2 separate regions of the Mus musculus genome follow, and region 2 is linked to region 1. A link is a contact called in ENCODE POLR2A ChIA-PET data. All regions are on one chromosome and are shown on one strand. Each heading gives the region's core, a stretch centred on a gene start or an enhancer-like site at or near the end of the contact. The rest is flanking DNA. Distances are from core to core; before and after follow the strand shown. Region 1 overlaps Tex33 (testis expressed 33). Region 2 holds the start of Kctd17 (potassium channel tetramerisation domain containing 17).

The links. ChIA-PET counts read pairs that join two places held with the same protein, here RNA polymerase II (POLR2A).
Region 2: POLR2A ChIA-PET joins it to region 1 with 14 read pairs in Patski. The contact joins the promoter of Kctd17 here to the enhancer-like site in region 1. POLR2A ChIA-PET finds 5 or more read pairs at or near these places in 2 of 5 experiments (Patski and embryonic stem cell).

The regions. Positions count from the first base shown.
Region 1 is chr15:78,382,542-78,386,222 of GRCm38, forward strand. It overlaps Tex33 (testis expressed 33), which reads right to left. Exons shown (of 7, transcript NM_028522.1): 4 at 3,573-3,681; 5 at 2,740-2,884. Among named protein-coding and RNA genes, the nearest start is that of Tex33, 12 kb to the right of the region's middle. Within about 2 kb of position 1,811, at least 1 of the 3 ENCODE cell types and tissues checked has a DNase peak (open chromatin) inside an H3K27ac peak, as active enhancers do.
Region 2 is chr15:78,426,818-78,430,498 of GRCm38, forward strand. It overlaps Kctd17 (potassium channel tetramerisation domain containing 17), which reads left to right and starts at 1,747. Exons shown (of 8, transcript NM_001289671.1): 1 at 1,747-2,050; 2 at 3,225-3,333. The coding sequence starts at 1,841.

The sequences.
Region 1 (3,681 bases), core at 561-3,060:
AGAGTTGCCACATGGCACACTGTACCATCCAGATGTGCAGTGGGCCAGCACAGTAACTTAGACCAAGTACTCTAGTGTGAGCCTGAAATGTCTTCCAAAGGGCCCATGTCAAGTGCTTAGTCCTCCTGTTCGGTACTATTGGAAGATAGTTGAAACCAAGGTAGGGTCTACTGAGAGACTTCAGGTCACAGGGAATGGAGGAGGAGCCCCGATGAGATAATAGGACCTTGACTTCTTCTTTCTCTGTTTTTGCTTCTGAATCATGAAGTGAATGGCTTCCCTCCATCTCACACTCCCTGCTGTGACATCCTGCCTCACCAAAGCCCCCAGAGGGAAGAAGCCAATTGATCACCTTTATGTGACCTTCAAAACCACAAGGCCTAGTAACGCTTTCCTCTCTTTGCGGTTTTGATTTGTATTTGCTACTTTGAAAAAAGACTTTATTCTTATCACCAAGGCTAACCTGGTGCTCACTAGGTAGCCCAGGCTGTCCTCAAGCTCACCGTAATCCTCCTGCCTCTGCCTCTCTGCCCCTCTGCCCCTCTGCCCCTCTGCCCCTCTGCCCCTCTGCCCCTCTGCCCCTCTGCCCCTCTGCCCCTCTGCCCCTCTGCCCCTCTGCCCCTCTGCGCCTCTGCCCCTCTGCGCCTCTGCGCCTCTGCGCCTCTGCGCCTCTGCGCCTCTGCGCCTCTGCGCCTCTGCGCCTCTGCGCCTCTGCCCCTCTGCCCCTCTGCCCCTCTGCGCCTCTGCCCCTCTGCGCCTCTGCCCCTCTGCGCCTCTGCGCCTCTGCGCCTCTGCGCCTCTGCGCCTCTGCGCCTCTGCGCCTCTGCGCCTCTGCGCCTCTGCGCCTCTGCGCCTCTGCGCCTCTGCGCCTCTGCGCCTCTGCGCCTCTGCGCCTCTGCGCCTCTGCGCCTCTGCGCCTCTGCGCCTCTGCGCCTCTGCCTCTGCCTCTGCCTCTGCCTCCTGAGTGCTGGGATTACAGGCATGTATCACTGCATCTAGCTAACCTTTTTATAAGTTGATTATCCTGGGCATTTATGTGGCAATAACAGAAGGCTAACAAGCACATCAGGCTGCAGTCATCGGTTCCTCCTTCAGTCCTTCCTCATTACTGTCCCAGTGTCTACCCTATCTGGTCTCACAGATCCCCAGTGTCTTTCTCCACACTGCACTGGAGCAAACCTTCATGCAAATTGAACAAGTCCATTCCCCTGTCTCCCACACTACCTTAGTTTCTTACTCCACCCCAGAAAAAGACTTTCTAGGATCCATGACCCAGACTGTTTTTCCTGTCTGGCTTCTCTCCCCTGCCTCAATGCAGCCACGCCTCACCTACTCCTAGCAGGGAGTGCCAAGGTGAATCCCAGGAGGTGGACCTTGACAGGGACACAGACAGTCACATGCTTAGAGTGCTGCCGGCCAAAGCCCTCATTCTGGCGTCAGTCTCCCAGTGCAGGCTGCTCCAGTCTAGTGTCAAGATACCATTTACATGCCAGTCAGTTCAGGAAAATCCAACAATGGACCCTTGTGAGCCTTGGGAGTTGGCGGAGGCTGGTTCCTGCTCTCCCTTGGCACACACACTTCCACCGCCTAGGCCGCATGAGGGGAGCTATGGTTCCCTAAAAGCAATATCCTTTTATGCTCATGCACGTAGTTTATAGTGTAGAGTAGGTAAGAACTCTTTGGTGACCAGTGTGGAACAGGGAAAGGAGAATCCCAGTCTCCGAGAAAGAGGAGTTTGATCCAATCTAGCTTCCCTCCCCCAGCCAGTGACAAAGAGCCCTCAGGCTCAAAGAAAAACCCAGAAAGGCTTCCATTGTGAGTCTGGTTCCTGGGGTGACAGGGACCCAAAGCCAGGGAAAGGAGGTCTTGCCAGACAGACCCTGGGAGCACTGAAGACAGCTGGAGGGAGGAGGGCCAGTTAAAGTGGACTTTAGACAGTGAAGCTGAGTTGAAAAGGGTGCAAAGAGAAGCAGCTCCTGCAACGCACTCTGTACCCCCAAATCCTAGAGAGAAGACCTGGGAATCCTGTTACCCCTAGGGACCACCACTGTGAGTCCTGCCTCTCATCGTGGGTCTTGCTCTTGGCTGCAAGCCCAGCTGTGACACAAAGCCCATGGCACTCATGAACCAAACAGGACTGGCCGGGCCAAGTTATCCTTCTAGAAATGGGCACCTCTTCATCCCACATTTTCCGCAGGTGATGTCACCATCGAGCTCCAGGGAAGGAAAAAACAAACAAAAAACAAATGACCTGTCACCCTACTGTCCTGGAATCCTGCCCATAGCAGTAAGGACCACTTTGTCTTTATCAACCCAGTTGCACAAGGAAGAGACAGAGGTTCAGAGAGCTGAGGCCTCCTGTTCACAGTCGTCCCCAGCCACTAGTGAGTGACCAAGCTGACCTTTGAACCCAATAAAGCTGCTCTTGTCACCATCAACAAAGGTGTCAGAGGTCTGGAGTACCTAGGCCTCCTGTTTGCAGACTAGAAAACCATAGGTGTCTAGTGAGGGAGGGCCTCACTGTAACCTGCATGTGAAGTCACACCTGCCAGGGACTAGATGATTCTGGTATTCCCACAGGGCACGTCAGCAAGGAGGATGCCTTGGGTGCTTGTAAAGTTGATGTCTGTAGGATTGTGCCTTTGGGCCTTAAGATACAGAATCCCCAAAGACCTCTGGTGCCCAATGTCCAGGGGACCGAGCATGCTTTACAACCCCACCCTTGCCTTTTAACCTGACCTTGAAACAAGTTGGATCGCATGTGGTAGCCCAGGTCATAGTAGTCTGAGAAAATGGAGGAGGCTTGCATGGGGCTCTGGGTCCTGCTAGGCCATGAGCTTGGCCTCTTCTGGCCCTCAAACATTTCACCAATGGCCTGTCGAGCCTGATGGGGGAGGCAAGGACAAGAGACAAAGTGACCAGGAGGGTTAAGTGAATGTCCTCTCCTTCCTACCCTGCCTTCCTCTCTGCAGGCTGCAGCCCCCAGGGCCAGTTCTATACCTCCCCCATCCAGTCTCTCCTCCCAGTGGGCAAAGACATGAGCGGACAGCAATGATCCTATACATGTTGAGCTCCTACTGTATACATCATCAGAAAGAGGCTCTTTATAAGCTGAGTCTGTCCCCACCATTGTAGAGTTGAGGAAACAGGACTTCAAGAGGCCAGACTTCCCCAGTTTACACAGTTGAGGAACCCTAGAGCCCCAACTTGCTGCCTAATACTAAGACATCCCATAAATCAAACTTCTTAGTTGACACTGAGACCAGCTTCTTTCTCATACCAGGAAGGAAACTGAGACCCACAAGGTTAAGGCTGGGCCTATGAAGCAGGAAACCATGAGATCAGTTTTGACATAGAGCAGGCTCTTGACTTTGGCAGGTCTTGGGACCCTCTAGGCTTCTATTTTCCTACTTGTAACACAGGGGTGGAAGGTAGACCTGAGAGCCTTGAAAGAAGCAGGTCTAACAGTATAAGGACCTTTTGTAAGAATGGGTTTTGAATCCTCATTAAAAGCCTCTAAGGACAACCTTCCTTCCCACGTCGTCTCCCGAGTGAGTCCCTGGCTTTGTCACCTGATCCTCAGAGATCAGTTGGTCCACCATCTTGCTCCCAAATTTGTGGCGGATGTTCTCAGGAATGACGCTGTCCTTCTTGCTCAGAGGCACTGTCCTCTGCTCTGGG
Region 2 (3,681 bases), core at 497-2,996, 44 kb after region 1:
CTGTCCCACAGTCCCTGAGCCTCCTTTTATCTACTGTAAGAGAGGCATGGAAAAGTAGGATCCATATCTGAGAGTCCCGGAATGAGGACGGCCCATGTGTGGGCACCACTTGAACCAGGAAAGCTCTCAGTGAACAGTACCTGCTGTCCTGGTGGCTGCCGTCATCACCCTGATCGCGATGGCACACCAAGAGTGTGGTCTTGAGAGCACGGTGCTCAATGAACTTATCTCTGATGGATGCTTTTGGTGTCTGTGGCCAGGTACTTATAACAGGGCCCTGCCTGGAGGACATCACAGGTATATGTGCAGCCCGAAGGAGGAAGATCTGACCTCCATCCTTTGCAAGGGGTTTGCCCCTCTCACCTCCCCAGTGATGGGTCAGCTTGACACAGTTTAGAATCACCTGTGAAGAGAGCTAGTGATGAATTGTCTGAATCAGGTGGGCATGACTGTAGGAGATTGTCTTGATTACATTAATTGATGTGGGAAGACACAGCCCACTGTGGGAGACACCATTCCCTAGGCTTCAGCCCAGGACGGTGTAAGAGTGGAGACAGTGAGCTGAGTACAAGCATACATTTGTTCTCTCTCTGCTCTTGATTGTGGATGTGGCTAGCTGCCTCGAGGTCCTGGAACCTAGACTTCCCTATAGCAAAGAGCTCATATGGAATTATGAGCCAAATAAACCATTTTCTTCCTACGTTAGCTTTTGGCAGGATGTTAATATTACATCAACAGAAAGTGAAACTAGGCCATCCCTAAGTCAGGTCTTTTTGTACCTGCTGTGTTGTCCTAAAAGGAACAACTGTCCTCAGGAACTCACTGAACAGTGGGGTGAGAACAGCAGTGACCATGTCCCCCAAACAGGATCCTCCCCCTCCCCTGTTTCCTCTCCATTCTGCTAGCCCAGCAATCACCTTGAATGCCAATGCTAGAGTGACCATTTCCAAACCCTAAGCCCATTCCTCCTTTGCTGAGAGCTTTGGAGCCTCCCCAGTCCTGCTGCACACCCCACACTCCCATCAAGGAAAGGCATCTGGGGGGCCTGGGCATCTCAGCATCATGGGGGAGGGGGCTATTCTAAAACTCCCCTTCCCCACTTTGTAGAGCCGATCCATGCCTCATCTCCAAGCTTCAGGTCAAGCACATATGGAAGCCAAGTGGCACCAGAGAAGCCAGTACCTGAACTTCATCTTCTGAACGTTCACTCTTTAAGCAGACTCCGTAGCATTCAGACTAGACCAAGACTGGCATCCAGAGCAACCCGGCAGGGATGCAGGAAGCTTAAAGGAGTCATATGTATGCTCACACAGCTTCTGGCACACAGAAACGTTCAGCCAGCCCTAAGCCCAACTACATATCCTCAAAGAATTTAGGAAGAGGTGGTGACTATACCTCATCCCCGTGGTCTTTGCCACACACGGGACAAAAAAGAAACACTGCTGATGTGGCTCATGCACGCATATGCACACACGCACATGCTCACACACAGGCGCGTGCGCCTATTTTTAAAAGTAGGTTCAGGTAAATATAGGAATTTCTGGAGGAAGAAAGTTCTTCTCAGGTCAGGTATTCCTCAGCTGGGGCCCCCGTACAAAGCAGAACAAATGGGGGGGGATAGCCAATGAGGAAATCACTGTTTTCGCAGGGCCTTCTGCAAACCAAGCAGTCTGGCCACACGGAGAGACCAGATGATAGATCACCAAGAAAGGCAATGTGGGGCGGGACGTGCTGTCCGAGCAACACCAGGACAAGCGCAGAGCATCCCAGCCCTGGCTCCAGACTACAGCTCCCGGCATGCCCTGCACCTGGTACTCGCCCGCGGCGTGCGGAGGGAAGGATGCAGACAACGCGGCCGGCGATGAGGATGGAGGCCGGGGAGGCAGCGCCACCGGTGGGGGCGGGCGGCCGCCCCGGGGGCGGCTGGGGCAAGTGGGTGCGGCTGAACGTGGGGGGCACGGTGTTCCTGACCACCCGCCAGACGCTGTGTCGGGAGCAGAAGTCCTTCCTCAGCCGCCTGTGTCAGGGCGAAGAGCTTCAATCGGACAGGGTGAGCCCTGAGCCCGCTGACAGGGGGGTCCTGGCCCCGCGCTCCCGGGCTGTCCCGCCTGCGCGTCCCTCGGCCTCTGGCTTTCCTAGGATTCTGAGGCGGGGAGCCGAGGCAGGAGGAGGGGGAGGAAGAGGAGCCGAGAGGAATAGCTATACCCATTGCCGTGGCAACGGGACAGCACAGGCCGCAGCCATTTAGAGCTTTGGAGAGCTGCCCCAGATCCGGGACGCTTCCTTACTGTGGAGCGCTGGGGAGGGACCAACAAACCGGGCCTGCCTTACTGCCCTGGCTGACTCTTAAAGGAGTTGATGCGGCTGCTTCTCCCCGCCCTTAGGGTGTGGGCAGCTGAAGGGTACAAGGAACTAGATGGAGGAGGCCTGGGTGTCTTGGAGCTGGGCTTAATGTAGGGAAGAGCACTGGCTTTGGAGCTATCACTTGTGGGCTCACCCTGCTCTCCTGCCAAATTCCCAAATGACCAGGGAGGAATCGGGAGGAGAGGGGAACTTCCCTGCTCTCTGACTTTGGCCTCCTAGTGTGCAAGGCCTCTGGAGTTGGCTTGTCAAAGTCCCCTGTCCCCCATTCTGTGGCCCTCTTACACTGTGCCCTTGGGTGAGTCCCCTGTCCCTTGATGTCTCCGTCTTCTGTGCTGGGTTGTCCAGATCCCAGTCCTCCCTGCAGGCTGCACTTGTCCAATCAGAGTGCAGCTTCTTTGGAAACTTGCAAACATCTAGTGAATAGTGGGGTTGGCTGGGGGTGGGGGTGGGCGCGGTACACAGCCTCCAAGAGGGAAACTTTCCTAAGAGGGAAATTCACTGGGTCCTGTGCTGAGAGAGAGGTAAGGGGCCACTCAGGAATCCGGTCACCCTCTATACTCACATCTAATCCTCTGACTATGGGAGAAAGAAGCAACGCTCCAGAGGCCAGATGATTGGCTCAAGGTCACACAGCCTGGAAAAGGCAGAGGCAGGGTTCGAACCCAGATCCTTACTGCTTTCTTCCTGCTTCCTCTCTCCCTGTAGCCATTCTTCCAGCCAGCCTGTGGTGACTTGAGTTTATGTGTGTGTGTGTGTATGTGTGTATGTGTGTGTGTGTGTGTGTGTGTTAGGAGGGGTGGGGGTGGCTGGCTTGGGGAAGCTTGCACACCCCTCACTTCCTGTGGTCATCTCCTCCACAGGATGAGACCGGGGCCTACCTCATTGACCGTGACCCCACCTACTTCGGGCCCATCCTGAATTTCCTCAGGCATGGAAAATTGGTGCTGGACAAGGACATGGCCGAGGAGGGTGAGTTGGTCCATTGCGCTGGTCTGGGTCTCTACAGCCTACCGGAGCCTTCAGGGGAGGCCTAAAAAAATTGTCTTGAAGCCAGGACAGTGGCTACATTTCCCCATTATTTTCTGCCTGTCCCAGAGTGGAGTCCCATTCTCCAGGTCTCGGCAAGACCGACAGACCCCCGTGGTCACTGGGTAAATGGCAGGGAAACAGGAAGTGGTAAAAAGGAAGCCAGCCAGGTCCTGAAACATCTGTAGCCTTTGGGAATGTACGTCCTTCCTCCCTGGCCTCTGGCAAGCCAGGCGTAGCCTGTGATGCTCCAGGCTGGATGGGGGAAGGGTTGGGTCTTTTTTCTCGGCC